2 separate regions of the Mus musculus genome follow, and region 2 is linked to region 1. Evidence: chromatin contacts called from ENCODE POLR2A ChIA-PET data. All regions are on one chromosome and are shown on one strand. The core of a region is the stretch at or near the end of the contact, and the rest is flanking DNA. Distances in the headings are between cores, read along the strand shown. Region 1 holds the start of Glis2 (GLIS family zinc finger 2). Region 2 holds the start of Vasn (vasorin).

Region 1 (7,736 bases), core at 2,536-5,035:
AAACCCTGTCTCGAGAGCAAGGAGTACTTACTTAACCACTGAGCCATCTCTCCAGACCTCTCTGAATTCAAGACCAGCCGGGTCTATAAAACAAGTCCATATCAGCTGCGGTCACAGAGTGAGACCCTGCTTCAAAAACTAACATGCAAACAAATAAACGAACAAAAGATCTTAATAAGCAGTTTTTGAATGGATGTGGGCTGAAGACATATTCAACACATGGTTTCTTTGCTGTGCTTGTTCTTGGTGATGCTAACATGTACTGTCCCACTGAGCTAAACCCCCAGTTCAATACATGTTTACCAGTAAAAGATTAGGACACCAAATTCATCCTTCAGACATACCACGCAGTCATAGTTTGGAGGCATTTACTCCTCCGAAGGGGAAAACACGTGAATCCTACCTTGGGGGCTTACCATCTTCTAGAGAAAACACTCCTCCTTCCACGTCCTTGGCACAAGAGGAAGGATGCCTCTTTAGAGAAGGGCTCTGAGAGAGGAGAGGGCCACTACCGAGACACTAAGATCAGAGAGGATCTTTACTCATTGTTTATCATGAAGAACTCCAAAAAAAATGTCCTGACCCCTATAGTTCCTTCCCTACCTTTCCCAGTATCTGATGTCCTAGGGAGGCAGTGGGTTTCAAGTACATACTTTGGAATCAAACCACTGAGACTGCAACCTGAACTATGCCTACTAACTTTTTTTTGTTTTTAATTTTTTTGGTTTTTCGAGACAGGGTTTCTCTGTATAGTTCTGGCTGTCCTGGAACTCACTCTGAAGACCAGGCTGGCCTCGAACTCAGAAATCCGCCTGCCTCTGTCTCCCGAGTGCTGGGATTAAAGGCGTGTGCCACCATGCCTGGCTGCCTCCTACTAATTTATAAAACCTCGTTATCAATGAAGGTTGAGGTGGAGTGGGGGAGGGGGGAAGTTGAGGTGGGGGTGGGGCACACCTTTAACCCCAACACTAGTGAAGCAGTGGCAGGCCCATCTTTGAGGCCAGCTACACAGAGACCCTATGTTGAAAAACAAAACAAGCAACCACAACAAAACCACTGACTATGTCAATGTCCCTTTGCCTCAGTTTCCACTTTTGTAAAATGGGAATAATGGGAGTTACTCTTGAAGTTGTTGGGAATACAGTGAAAAATGTAGAGAGAAAATAGTACAGAGAGAGAAGTGGTCTCCTTGAGGATGGGTATTTAGGATAGAATCTTGTATCCCCAGCCAGCTTTAAAATCCAGACACTCCTAGCTCAGCCCACTGAGGACCAGCTGCCTGGATTGAGGCCTGAGTTACTTCTACACCTAATTTAGCAGTCTGTCTTCACTCCTTTTTATTTACGTATTTATTTAGTTTTTTTTTTTTCTGACACAGGCTCACTCTATGTGGCCCTGATTGTCTTGGGACTTGTTATGTAAACCAGGCTGGCTTTGAACACATTATTTTTAAATGCTGATAAAGATCTCACTTTATACATAGCCCAGGTGGCCCTGGAATTCACTATGTAATTCAGGCCAACCTCCAACTTGTGGTGGTCCTCCCAAGTGCTGGGATTTCAGGCTTCTGTGTTTAATCTTGTTGGTTTTGCAGAAAACATCCAAATTTTGTTTACTTTTTTCTCTCTCAGTAGTTACGAGGACACCAGCTAGGTTGTGAAACTGGACCAGGCTTGACATCTAAGGGACCACTTGCCTAGTTTATAGTAAGTGTACCTCCATGTTCCCAGATTGCAGTGAGGAGGGGTCATGCCTCACCACCCAGCCTTGGATTCCAGTCTGAATTCTCCCTGGGAACAAAACAAAGAAAAACACTCTGAAGTTTCTTAGGCTCAAGCATTCCTCAACTGAGGTTGTTGGCCTTTTGTCGCTAAAATGGCACAGCACCTGGTGTCCCCCAATGATACTTTTTTCCCCCGTTATCAGGGACTGAACCTAGGAACACGTGCTGAACTACTTTAGCTCCTGAATAAGCTTTTTTTTTTCCTTTTTCTAAACAGATTTATACTAACTAGTACACCAGTTTCACACTACCGATGTGCCTCAGTTCCTGTAGTCAGCTTAGGTGAGATACTGCACTAGGGCTGGGTTAACAGAATAACAGAATAACTAAATTGCAGATTCAAGATGCCGGGAGAGGGCGCTTTGCAGTCCCTCGCCTCAGACTCTAGTGATGTTCGGCGGCCCTTTAACAGCCTCTTCCTGGAAGCAAGCTTTAGGTCCCAGAGCTGGCCTTCTCCGGGTCCATCTGCCAGCTAATATTTAACCCGGCAGCACTGCGACATTATCCACACAGGGGAAATGGGGGTGGGGGGGCATTATCCCCGCCTTACTCCTGGTGAACCGACCTCTTCCTAAATCCCTTTCATGTATTAAAAGATCATAAGAATCTAATATGTGTCTTCGTTCAAACCGAAGCACCCATCATGACTACATAATCAGTTAAGAGCACTGACTACGTATCCATTTGATCACCACATCAGGAGCACCAATTATGTGCCTACCTTCGCACCAGACCAGGAGCGTGTGCCAAGAGCAGTGCCTGGGAATGGGGATGCCCCATGATCAAGATTCATGTCTTGATGTGGCTCTGGCGCAGACCGAGGCATCAAATGCCCGAATAACAGATTTCCAACCCGGAGTCAGTACTTCACCTACTGGTGATGCTGACTTTGAAGTGCCTTTTCGTTTCCTGAGTTCAAGTCCAACTTCGGATCAGGAGGGCTGTCTTTTTGAACTGAGATTTGTCACCAGACAGGTAAAAAGATATTAGGCGTGGACTCAAGACTCGCCCAAAGAAAACACTAAAGAACGCCAAGTCTGAGCTTCCCAGGAAAAGGTGGGAAACAGCTTGGCTGCGGTGTGCAAGCGTTACTGACTTACATCCACTTTTCAGTGACCAACTCATTGAACTTACTGACGCCAAGTGCGATGACCCCGGCGGCGCTCAGATTAGGGGACCCAGGTTGTCCAGGCGGATGTCACCAAGATAACGGAATCCTGGATTGGTTGTGCCAGGCCTTGTGCTTATTTCACCAGGAGGGCAACTGAGGCTGAAGACAAGGCAAAGCTGGAAGAGAGAAGCGTGGCCTCGAACCTGTCGGAATTGAAAGGCCTTTGCCTGCGCGGTCCTGGATCTGGACTGGGCGGGGAAATCAGGGCCTTCCAAGAGGCATTTCTATCACCTCCGCGGCAGCCAAGGGCCGCGGGGGCCCTGGCCAAGGTGACCCCGCAGGGGGAGGCGAGGGTCCCCGCCCCTCGCCCGCTGCGGCCGCCTCCATCTTCCCGGTCCTTGGGGCTTTTCCTCCTGGCCGGTTCGCCCGCCCCTCTCCCAGGCTTCCCCCAGGGGCGGGATATCTCGCCCTGCCCCCCGCCCCCCAGGCCTTGTCCTAGCGCTGCCCTCGGGCTGGGGGCGGGACCGCGGCAGGCGGGGATGGGGGGGGGGGGAGTCGAGGAGGACGCGCGTCTCTGCCGTGGCGGGGCTCCCTCCTTCGCTCCCCCTTCCCTCCGGTGCCCGCTCCTGCGGCCGTCCGCTCTCCTCCCCTCCCCGGGCCCAGCCTCCCCCCACCCCCACCCTCCACCCCCCGCGCACGCTCCGTCTGGCAGCTGGCGCTCCGGGCCTGGGGCCGCAGTAGTGAGAGGGGTTTGTAGGGAGGGCGGGAGCGAGCGAGCGAGCCGCGAGGGAGGGAGGGAGGGAGGCCGCCCCCCGCGCCCCTCCTCTTCGCCCTCCTCCAAGGCCGCCAGTCCCTCCTCCCACCCCCTCCCTCCTCTCCTCTCCTCCCTCCCTTGCAAAGACATCCCCGCACAGCCCGGCCGCCGCGGCCACCTTCCCTGCCCCGAGCTGCAGATGTGGCGGAGCGGCCGGGTGCCGCGCGGCGCCAGGGGAGCCCGTGCCCCGTAAGCCTCGCGCCCCGGCCCCCGCCCGCCCCGGCCCTCCCCCTCGCCCGCTCCCCGCTGCCCCAGGACCGCCGGAACCCGCAGCCGGAGCCAGTCAGCCCGGCAGCCGAGGTAGGAAGCCCCCGGGCGTCGCGCCGGGAGGACGCGGGCTGGGCCAGGGACTTGCCTGGTGCGCGGGGCAGCGTAACCAGAGGGTCGCCTCCCCCTCCCGCGTCCGCGCCTTGCTCCGGGCCATTGTGAGCCCTCGCTGAGGCCCCTGCGCTCGTTGGTTTTGCGCTCTCCCTTTCTCGCCGGCTCCCTGGCTGGGTCCTTCGATTTCACCGTCTTTTTTCTCTTTCCTTCCCTCCTTCTGTTTGGGGGCCGAGCTGAACTGTGGCCCGGCCCGGGGCGGGCGCAAACTTCACTGGGGAAGTTGGGCGTCTTCAGTAGGGGTGCTCTGCGAGGTGAGAGGGGGCCACCCGAAGCCTGGGCATGAAGTTGTATGGGGCATCTGGCAGCCACCTTTGCTCACCGGTGAGCTCGGGTTATTTGGAAGGTACCCTCCCTTTCTGGGTAAAGTCCTGCTCTCACTACCCTTAACAAGCCTTGGGGGAGGCAGAGAGGGGGGCGTCCCTTGATTCAGCACTAGGAGTTGGAATATTGTGTAGCCTTTGGTCCACTCCTGAAGGGTGGATGGAAGCAGGTGAGGGACCTGGCTGGATGGAGAGGGTGAGTGATTGCATCCTCAGGATGGGTCTGGAAAAGAGGTGACGAGGCAGGTGCATCCCCCTCCTACCAGGATGATGCTTGCACCTCCCCGCAGGCCCCCTAGGATGGGGCTGGAATCCAGGCTGGCACCTGGACGCCTTGGCACACTGCCCTACCCAGTGGGATACTCAGGCCACAGCAGGGCAGCATGCTGCCTGTCTGCCTACCCAGGAGGGCCCGCCCAGCCCAGCCAGAGGGTGGCGGGGAAGCACTGGTTGCAGGGAGTTGCCCAGCCCTGCCCTGGGGCCTGGGAAGCTGGAAGGGATGCTGGGAGGAGCCCTGGGCCCCCAGCCATCAGGGCCCAAGATCTTGGCTCTAGAGGGAATGCTTGACACCAAGGGGGCAGTCAGGCTAGCCAGTGGCCCTACCAAGACTTGAGCTCCCATGGGTCTGGCCAGGGCTAGGGCCTGCGTCTTGGGCTTCGGTGGCAGGCACCCTGCACGGCTGTCTCCCTGTTGTCCTGGCACCCAGGAAGGAAGGTGGGGTTGAGCCATGGCTAGGGAGACAACTGCTATCTTAGCTAGCTTTCTGAAGCCCCTAGGCTCAGGGAATGTAAAACTGTCCCCTTCAGTGTGCCCAGCTCTCCCCAGGCCCTGCTCTGGTGGCACAGTACCACAGCTGTCCCAGCCCCAGCCCACACATCCCTCTCTAGTGACCTCAGAGCCCTCTCTCTCTTTTCTTCCCTCTGGGCTCAGGCTGGGCCTCTCAGCTGGCCCTGGCTTGCACTGGGGGAGGGGTCTCCTAAGACACCCTTTGCTGAACTGCCGTCTAGCTCATTTCAGGATCCAGTCCCAGTGTAATATGTCCCTGTCTGCCATCAGTCAAGCAGGAGGCAGTGCCAGGCTGTGGTTTTGTGGGGTGGGGAACCCTTGGAAGTAGCCCTGTGTCTTTAGCCTTTCCCCCCTCCCCCTTCTTTCCGGAGCTACCATTAGTGCTGACCCCCTGACCCCCTATGCCTGCCTGTCCTTCCCTGTCTGTGACCCCTGACCTTTGGTGTTAAATCCCTCCAGCTGGGTCTCTCCAGCCTCAGAGTGACCCTAGCCCAGGCCCCCTGGGGCAATCTGGCTCTTGGCTCTCTATGCGGGGACACCTGCCAGCCCTCCCTCCTAGATTGGGGGTGGGTGGGAAGCCAGACAATGAGTCACCCCACTTCCAGGCACTGCTGCTTTGGGGGTCACTGGCCGTTAAGGGACTTGCTGGATCCAGGACACAATTTGTGTGTAGGGCATATGGGGGAAAGCTCTTGGCCAAGAAACCCTTTTTTTGTGTCTTGGGTTCAAATCTTGGCACAACCATCAGCATTTGAGTGTTGCTTGGCCTGACTCTTCCCCTGTCCAGGCCTCAGTTTCCTCATCTGTAAAACTTAGGGTCAGGCAAGGTGAGATAGCTGAGTCCTAAGATGAGGCTGGCCTGTGGGTGGGGGCAGGGAGAAAGGATATGTCCAACAAAAGCCAACTCTCAATTATCCGTGGGTGGAGCCAGCATGAATAACTGGATGCCACAGACATCCCAAAACCTCATTTTAAACAATAGTGGAAACCTCTTTCCGCAAAGCTTTTGTTTCTGAAAAACTCAGCTGCAAAAGGGTACTTGTAGTCATTTCTTCTTTAGCCCTCTTTGCTTAGTGTGAGTGTGAGTGAGGGGCTAGAGGGCAAATTGGACACAAGACAGACAAAAGTCTGCCAGGGCCACTTCTCAGGACCCGGAGGGAAGCTGGACCTCACCTCTGCATCTCAGGCTGTCTTCCAAGGCTGGTTCAGCCTTGGCCCTGTGTAGTGGGAGGGTGCACTGGCCACCTAAATTGTTCCAGGGTCTGTGCTGGCTTTGGCGTGGAGGGAAGAATGTGGTTTTCCCATGCACATTTCCGTCTCCCCAGCTGGACTCTCCTGGAATCTGAATTTCCCACTTATGGGAGAGGGCGGTGCCAGTGCTGGGCAGGGTTTGGGGCAATCCCAGAATGAGGGAGGAGAAGGGTAACAGCTGTGGCTAGGGGACCAGATGTTGAGGCTGGGGCCTGCAATTCTGCTCTTGGGGAGGCATTTGGGGTGCGCGCGCGTGTGTGTGTGTGTGTGTGTGTGTGTGTGTGTGTGTGTGTGTGCATGTGCTATGTTGCTCCTGGCTTGATCCCCCTTGGGCCTTGTACCCAGTTGGGAAATTTGGATTCCAGAGGAGAGACTCTCTCAGTCAGGGCTGAGTGAGCCTTTCCCAAGGCTATCCCTGAATCCCTTCACTGGTCATCAATGGTTGTCACTTGGAGGCCATCCTTACTGAGTGGGAGGGCCCTTTCTCTTTTCAAGGATGGTGGGGACCCTATGGCTGGTATGGGTGTGTGCTAAGCAATGAGGTACCCTCTCTTATCAGACACAAGGGTCTCTGGGTGGAGATAGAGCATTTGGGTTCTCCAACCTCTGCCTAGAAGTCTCTTCCCTAGGAGCTGTGGAGCATCCTCACACCAGCCTGAGTTAGAATCCAAGCATGCATATGGAAATTCACCTCTCAGGACAGCAGAGCCGGGTGATGGGCCAGTCATCCACCCCTGGCCCAGCCTGCTGCCAGGGGAGTGTGGACTGAGGCCCCAGCTAGGCTTGTGGGACAGTGTTTTTCTTAGGTGGCTGCAGCGGGCCCCACCCTGGGGAGTTCTAACACAACACACAAGCGTGGCCAGGTTGGGAACTGGGCATTTTTAACAAGCACCTCCATGGCTGATCACAGGGACAGGATGGAGCAAGCCTGCTCTGCTAGTAGTAAGAGGCCATGTTCGCATGACTGTCTGCCTGCCCCCACCTCTATCTTCCACCCTCTCAGAGTCAGCCCCCCTACTCACTCTGGCTAATAAAAATGGCACAAGTTCCCCAGTACGGTGTTGAGGGGTAGCGCTGATACCCTCCTAAAATTCCTCCCTGGGAAAACCCCAATCGACATGCCTTCCACTTGCCTGGCTAACTTGGCAAAGGGTGTGTTTGTATCCTCACCTGAAATTGCCAAACTTGTGACTGAGACTCATTTATCCCAATTTGATAGTGAGGAGACTGAGGCTCAGAATGGATAAGGGCCAGTGGGCATGTGGGCATGGGAGGGGTATGCCAGCTAGT
Region 2 (7,736 bases), core at 3,804-6,303, 49 kb after region 1:
TGCCACCCAGCCTTCAAAGACGTCCTGTTTAAGACAAGCTCGGAAAACTAATTGTCATGTGAAATCACCCAAATTTTCAATTCTGGAAATGACATCCAACTTTCAAACCTGCCACACAGGCCAAATGAAACACCTGGGGTCAGTCCTGCCCCCAATTGTGGGGGTGTGGATGCCCTGCCTTTACAACACAAGTACCAGCTGAGGCCAGATAAGCCTCCAGATAGTGTGACCCAGACAAGGCCTTCAATACAGACCCGGCGGGAAAGGGATATGATGGTGAAATCCAGGAGCTGAGTTGGGTCCCCAAAGGCCCTGAGGCCTGACTCTAACCACAAACCATGGGGGTGGGGTGGGGTGGAGAGGATGACCATTTTCCTGGAATCCTACAAGGCAGGGGATTTTTTCTGAACCAGCCCCTGGCACAGCACCCTCCTGCTTAATCAAGGGCTGCTGTCAACAAACACCTAGGTCCCTCCTACTGCTGATGACGTCCCCAATCCTGCCTCCCATCCCAGGCATATTCTAGTCTTGAAGCTTTCAGTAACTGAGGGGCTTGAGCTGACATATGCTCCTAGGTCCCAGTCTCTCATTTAGAGCTGGGGAAGGTGACCAGGGATGCTGTCATGGCTACAAAGATCTCAAGTCCAGCATTAAGAGATTTTATATAAGAGGCTCTTGGAACCACTTCATGTGGCCTTTCTAGCTTTTGAAATTGGAATTAGCTAACAACAAAAACACATTGTGAGATTACGCCTAAAAAATCTAGATTTGTATGAAAAATCCTCAGTTTTGGCAGACTGGGTTGGTCATGGGGACTCAGCCATCATCCCTGCTGGCCCCTACAATCTACCTCTGCTTCTCCAGCTCTTTACTGACCCTAATGTCCACTTCTTGAATTTGTGTCACCAGATATTTTTCAGTTAAAAAGCAGGAGCCTGTCCAAATGTCACACAGCAAAAGATAGACTTAAGCCAGCCTAATAAAATCACTCCTCACTGGGATCTGGAGGTATATCTAGGTGCAGACTAGGCCTGCTTAGTGCAATGACCCATTCAGAGGAGGTGGGTGTGTATAGGCTTGGTCAAACCCCGCCTCAGCCAATTGGAGGAAGCCCCGCCCTCGGTACAGACGGTCCCACCCACTCCTACATCTTAAGCAGAGACCAGCCTCTTACGAGTCAACTTCGAGTCTGGAGCCGGAGCCAGAGACCGGGGCTGGGAAACCCCAGCCCGGGACGGGACGCAGCAGCCTCTGGATCCCGGGACCCCGGACCTCTCAGGACCGGCCAGAGGTGAAGGACTGAGGCCCCACTGAGGCCTTGGACCGCACCGCCTGGCTCCTTCAGCCGCAGTCGTCTCCTGGTGAGTGTCTAGGGGCGAGGGTGGGGGCGACAGGCGGAGCTGATCACACTGGAACAGCACACTAGCACATTCTCCAGTGGGACTGCGACTGCCGGAGCGAGGGGCTTATCCCCGCCTCGGGCGGTTACCTGGGCGGGAACGTCCAGTTGCACCCCCCTTCCTGAGTGGGTTCAGGGGCCTCCGTTGACCCTCGGGAGAGCCAGGGCGTGCGTTTGTACATGGCTAACCTACCCGTGAGGCTCTGAGTAGACAAAATAAACACCCCCTCCCTTGCTTCCTCCTCCCACGACTGGGCCCTCTGGCGTGACCAGTTTTATGAATCAACCCTCTTTTAGGGGATGGCCCAGCCGTAGTCTGGTTACTTTTCCCTCACGGGGGTCAGACAGTCTGGTGCCCTTGTGCAGAATGGTTGCTTGGGATCCTCTGGGCCTTGTCACACATGGCAGAAGCCACGAATACACAGGCAAGCCTGGAGAGGACCGGGAATGGGGAGATTGATAGGTGTACCCCCAGGTGAGGGATGAACTTTGGCTAACCATAATCTTTAGTGCTCCAGTATCAGCGCATCTCATCTCTACCAGTAATGGGCTTTGCTTGGGCTGCAGACCCAATGGCCTATAGCCAGTCTAGTCCTTTGTGTTCCCCAGCTTGCAGCTCTGGGGCCAGAGGACTGCTTAGGTTCCTTGTGGTCACAGGCAGGCCAGCTGATTGGTGCCAACCACACTACCTCACCCCCATTCGTTAACGATTACCACACCAGGGTCATTGACTGCTTCTATTGGATCCCAGAAGCAGCCTCTGCAGTAGAAGAAACCCAAGGCTCAGGAGTTCCCTTGCTTGTTTTTTGCATTAATAGTAGGTGATGCTCCAGGAAGAGGCACCAAGAGAGCCTTCTTCCCTATCTGGGTCAAGAGTTCCTAGGGGAGAGGGTCTGGCTAAAAGGTAAAAGGTCCCTTCCCCCTAGGCTGCTGGGAAAGCAGAGATGTGGGTGGGCTGGAGCCTTGTGAGGGGCTACATTGGTATGGGCAGTGAAGGCCAGTATGGACCCAGCTGTTAGCATGAGCTGGAGCAGGCAGGTGGGGGATGGGAGGGTAGTCCCTAGAGTTTACTGTCCTCTCCCAGGGGAATCAGCCCCCGGGGAACTTCTGTAAACAGAGTGTCAGAGGCAGGAAGAGGGCTCTGGTAATGAGCAGCCCAACTGGATTCCCTCCAGACCATTATCTAGCATCTCCCATCCAGAGAGGAAAGGACCTAGGAGCACACATGCCAGCCCAGGGAGGGGGACAGACGCTGCTTGTCCCCAACTTGCCAAGCCTCAGAGTTGCACACCAGAACAGCCACCTGAGATCTGTGGGTAAAGAGGGCACTACGCAGAAGGTTACTGTGGCAGAGTGTTTGGAGACCACTCTCTGGAAGTGGTGGGAGAAGAGAGAGTACAAGAGGCTTCTCAGACACTGTAAGACTTATACTTTCCTGAGCAAGTCCTCTCTGGCAGATAGCCCTGGGGCCAAGAGAGATAGCCAGACATGCATGCAGGCAGGCAGGCAGACAGACAGTCAGGCACATGCTTAGGTACATGCACACACACACACACACACACACACACACACACAACACACACACAACACACACACACACACAACACAACACACACCACACACACACACACACACACACACACACACAGAGTCACTGCCATTCCAGATATCCCCAGCCTGGGTTAGTTAGGATAAGTACTAAGGAAGAGCCAGGATTTTTGTGGCTAGGTTCAACTGGAGTCCCAGGAAAGTGGGGCTCCATTTGGCAGCAGGAAGTGGTTCCTACCTAACCACCCCCAGCACAGTTCTCTTGGGTAAGTGCCTAAAGTCATTCTTGACCACTGGCAGGTCCTAATCTTATGTGAAGGAACCAGTCACCTTAGATCCCTTAGAGCCCCCCGCCCCCTTCTCCCAGAGCTGTGGAACCCAAGGCCCTTGTGTTGCCAAGAAAACCAGCTCCCCTCACTGCTATGGAATTTGTGTGTGCTTTTGGAAAAGGGAGAGGTGTGTGTGTGCGCTCGTGCGCACGCGCGCGCACACACACACACATATGCAGGAGTGTGGCCCAGAGGGTGTGTGTGTACACGTGACGGCAGCAGGCCAGTAGGGGTGCTCTGGCATCGTTGGGAGGACTAGCCCTCCTTCCTTTTATCAGTTTCCACATTCCAGAGTCAGCCCGGCTGCTTTCCCCAACCCCTCAGCCTGCTGTCCAGGCAGCAGGCCTCCCCCGCTTTTCCTCATTCCAGTCTCCCTGGGTGTGAGGAGGCTTCTTCAGGCCACCTCAGTTTGGGGGCGGCTGGGGAAAGGCAGAAGGCCAGTTCTTCTTTAAGGTTGGGAACACCCCCTCCCACTCCCCCCCCCCCCCAGCTCCTCCTGGGGAATGCAATAAGACTCTGACATTCCTGGAGGCTGCCTAAGAGATCTCATTAAGGAGAGAGCTGGCTTGCCTGAGGGAGCTGGGGTGGGTTGAGAGCCTTCAGCCCCAGCCACTGGACAATAGTGACAACTGTAGGGGCAGAGTGTGGTTCAATGACCAGTTCATAGACCCCAGAAGGGGTTTCTGTGTGTCATACAATAGCTGAGGGTTCATCTGAGATTGCTGAGTAACTTGTAGGACAGTGGTGTGACAAATGGAATAGAGAAAAGACCCTTGTGAGGCCATTGCCTTCTCAGACTCCTGTGCCGGGGAAGCTTGGGGTGGGTGGCCTTCTGTGGTGACTAAGGTGTTGTGGAAGGTCCAGGGTTAATTGCAGGGTTACAGCTCATTCAGTGGGTGACAGGCCCTGGGCAGGGACAAGGCAGTAGGAGGCCGAGCCCCAGGAGCGGCACACCTGCCACGCGTGCTGACAGTGTCCTTCTCCTAGCCCACATCTAGTTGGGCCACAGCCACCACATAGCTCCTGGGGCCACAGGTGTTCTTGCCCAACAGGTGGCACCTCTCTTAAGATGGCACAACCTGCCACCCCAAGGGTTCACTTAAGCCAGAGACTGATCTTAGTCACTGATCTATCTCCCTTGGCTGACAGGTCTGACAGCAGCCAGGTCACCCACCTGGGTGGAGACATGCCACCTTGGCCACACCTACTCCAAGACCCAGAATCCTTTCCTGGACAAACACAGCAGTTGCCCAATGGATGTTCTCGCGGTCCTTTTGGCAGTCCCTGTGCAGACGACCCAACAGAGAACTTTACTCAGAATATAGCTGCTTGACTCTCCCCACAGGAATGACTTAAAAAACATAGACAAAGCCTAGGGAATTGCAGCTTAGAGAGCTTCCTAGGTAGGTGATCTATCCCTGCAGCTCAGATAGGAAAGCCCTGAGTTAGCTATAGGCAGAGACGGGACCCAACACAGGGAAGGGAGTTGGGGTGAGGTCACAAAGCAAAATGAGCAGAACTGGCTTGGGATCCCCTGACTTAATGACCAGTCTGGGCTCTGCCTCCTTTCCTCGAATTCTATTCGAAAACCTATAATAGAGACCCTCAACTCCTCTTCTCTGTTGGGCCAGGACTGCTGTTCTAGAGAGGCAAGATGGGGTGGACCAAACCAGAGCCCAGAACTGCCTTGGACACGTCAGCGAAACTGGAGCCAGCTATTCTGGCCGCCGGCACAATCCCGCCTGCAGGAGGGGGTTGGGGGGGTGGTGTTGGCAGCCTCCTGGGGCTGGGCTGCTGCCAGGCCTGGCAGGCAGAGTAGAGCCCATTCAGTCCAGCCCCAGGAGACAGAGGCTTGGAGCCCAGAGCTGAGAGGCAGACCTTGCAGACCCTATCTATATCTAGCCTGAAGAAGTGTGCGAAGAGGGGTGGCTCTCAGTTGTCCTCTCCACCTCGATGGGCACATGACTAGCTCCAGGGCTGATGTGTTCACTAAATGCCTGGGTCCTACCCCACCCACTCTCCCGTCCCTGCCTGACCTCAGGCATGTGTATGGGTGGGTGTCCACAAGTGTGTCACACACTTGGGTGTGGAGGGCATCCTTAGCCCTTGAGAACTAGATGACCAATACCCTTGGTTGTCTTGACTCACAGATCCCCTGCTGGAGGTCATGTGCTTCAGGAGGTTGGACCAAAGGACCGCTGACCCCACATTCCTTTACAAAACTAAGGACTACACCCCCACTTTCGTATTGCCTTAAGAGTAGACGGATGCCTAGTCATGCAGCTTTGGCCTGGGCCCAGGGGTCCCTAGCTAGCATGACAGTGATACAGTCTCCACAGTAGATCCTGCTCATTGAGGAAGGCAGAGCTCCTGGCTTACAGGCAATACCTCCAGTAGCTAATAATGTTTACTGACCATCTGGCAATTGCTTTGGGAAGCAGGTGCTGTGATTAGCTCCAGTGGATGCTGAGGTGGAGTTTGTGGTCTGGTTCTAGAGCCTGACCTAAATACCTCCTCCTGGCTCTTGGGTACTGAGAACCAGGCCTGTCTGCTGTGATAGAGTCAGGCCGACCTAGGTGAGGAATCTAAGAAGAGGCAGCCTGACCCTTCATAGATGCTGCCCTCCTGACCCCTAAAGGCCAGGCTGTTCCAGAGCTCTCCCCATAACTTTTACAAAGGAAATGGTCACTCTGTAGCCCCACAAGGATCAGATATCAAAACAAAAGCGCTAGTTCTGTCAGAGCATAATCAGCTGAAAGCACAGGCCAGTAGCAACTCTAGAGAAGCTACCTGCCCCCGCCTGTTCATACAGCAGGCACAAGGACGGGCATCCCAGACAAGCTAAATGTCCTTCAGAACTTATTAAAAGAACTCCTTGTTTGAGGCTGGAGAAATAGCTCAGTGGAAGAGAGCACAGGCTGTTCTTCCAGAGGACCCAGATTTGATTCCCAGTACCCATAAGGACACTCACAACCACCTGTTCCACTCCAGTTCCAGGGAGTCCAACAACTTTTCTGGCTTCCACAGGCACTGTACACACCTACACCTACACACACACACACACACACACACACACACACACGCAGGCAAAATGGCAAGGCAACTTTATATATTAAAGAATAAATTCCCTGTTTAAAATCCACACCAAAAAAAAAAAAAAGGAGAAGGAGGAAGGAGGGGGAGGGGAGGGGGAGGAGGAGAAGAAGAAGAAGAAGAGGAGGAGGAGGAGGAGGAGGAGAAGGAGAAGCCATCGTCCATAGGACTGCCTGTAACAGCTCACCAGCTCTGTAGGTGAAAGATGAGGCTCAGTCCAGAAGGAACCCAAGCTGGGCATTGGTGATGCACACCTTTACTCCACAACTTCAGAGGTGGAGGCAGGAGGATCTCTGTGAGTTGAGAATCTGCCTGGTCTATGGAGAAGGTTCCAAGACACCCAATCTCAAGTCAGGCCTGTCTTCTGTTGCTTCCCACCATGGTTAGCCTCTGTCCTAACCACACTGTTCCCAGAACTACCCATGACAGAGCTCCCAGACAACAGACTATCGCTTGCAAACTGGAGTTTTCCAATGCTTTAGATCTACCTTTTGCCAGGGGTCAGGCAAAGAAACTAGCATTATTGGAGGAATGGAATTGGATTAGCTATTCCTTGTATGGTCTTCCTGGCCTAGAACCCTGGTCACTGCTTATCTCTCTTCTACCGATTTGTATGGCTATTCCATAGCTCTCAGCCCTTAGCCAGGCATCCATCCCATGGTCAGCCACTCCTGCATATCCCTTTTCCCTTCGTGCAAAGTAAGGAGCCCCTCCTTAGCACCCATTCAGCCCCACAGCTCTAAGATGGGGAGGACATACGGAAGAGAGTCAAGTGCTAAGCTGATGCCCCCAATTGAGGCCTCACAGCTTGGACAACTGACTGTAGGGCCACCTGCCTGCAATGAGCTCTTACAAATCAGCAGTGTGGCCAGGCTAGCCACGTGCAGGGTCCCCTCCTGTCTGATCCTGGCCTGGTTGCACTGAGAAGACTGACTGGGGGTAGGTCTCTCACCTCCTGTGTGGATGGAGGTCATTTGAAGCCCATATCTGGCAGCCAGGCCAAACAGGCTACCTTGAGTTAGGGAGAATAGAAATGGTCCTATAGGTAAGGGAGCTAGGGGTACGGCACGGCTAACAGGTTTAGGTTATTAACTGAGGAGCCCCATGGTGCTGGTAGGTCAGGGACCCTTGATCCTTGAGGTTCTGGTACTTGTCTCAGCTGATTCTCAATAGGAGCCCCTACCTAAGTGCTCCCTCAGCAGAAAAGCACTGCACAAGCTCTGCAGCTCAAGGAGAAAGGTGAGCAGGACTTCTGCCTAAGGAAGTTGTGAGCTATCTACAGAGCAGGTCAGGGGTTGGGAAAGCTACAAGGTGTTCTTCACTGAGGGATGCTTTGTAGCTCAGAGTAACAGAAGAGAAGAGGCTTT

What was found. ChIA-PET counts read pairs that join two places held with the same protein, here RNA polymerase II (POLR2A).
Region 2: POLR2A ChIA-PET joins it to region 1 with 15 read pairs in Patski. The contact joins the enhancer-like site here to the promoter of Glis2 in region 1. POLR2A ChIA-PET finds 5 or more read pairs at or near these places in 3 of 5 experiments (Patski and embryonic stem cell).

The regions. Positions count from the first base shown.
Region 1 is chr16:4,590,928-4,598,663 of GRCm38, forward strand. Glis2 (GLIS family zinc finger 2) reads left to right here and starts at 3,786. Exons shown (of 7, transcript NM_031184.3): 1 at 3,786-4,008. D330022H12Rik (a long non-coding RNA gene) reads right to left here and starts at 3,328. Exons shown (of 2, transcript XR_875867.3): 1 at 2,505-3,328; 2 at 13-1,790.
Region 2 is chr16:4,638,788-4,646,523 of GRCm38, forward strand. All of the region lies in intron 9 of Coro7 (coronin 7), which reads right to left. Vasn (vasorin) reads left to right here and starts at 1,158. Exons shown (of 2, transcript NM_139307.3): 1 at 1,158-1,361. Within about 2 kb of position 5,054, at least 3 of the 3 ENCODE cell types and tissues checked have a DNase peak (open chromatin) inside an H3K27ac peak, as active enhancers do.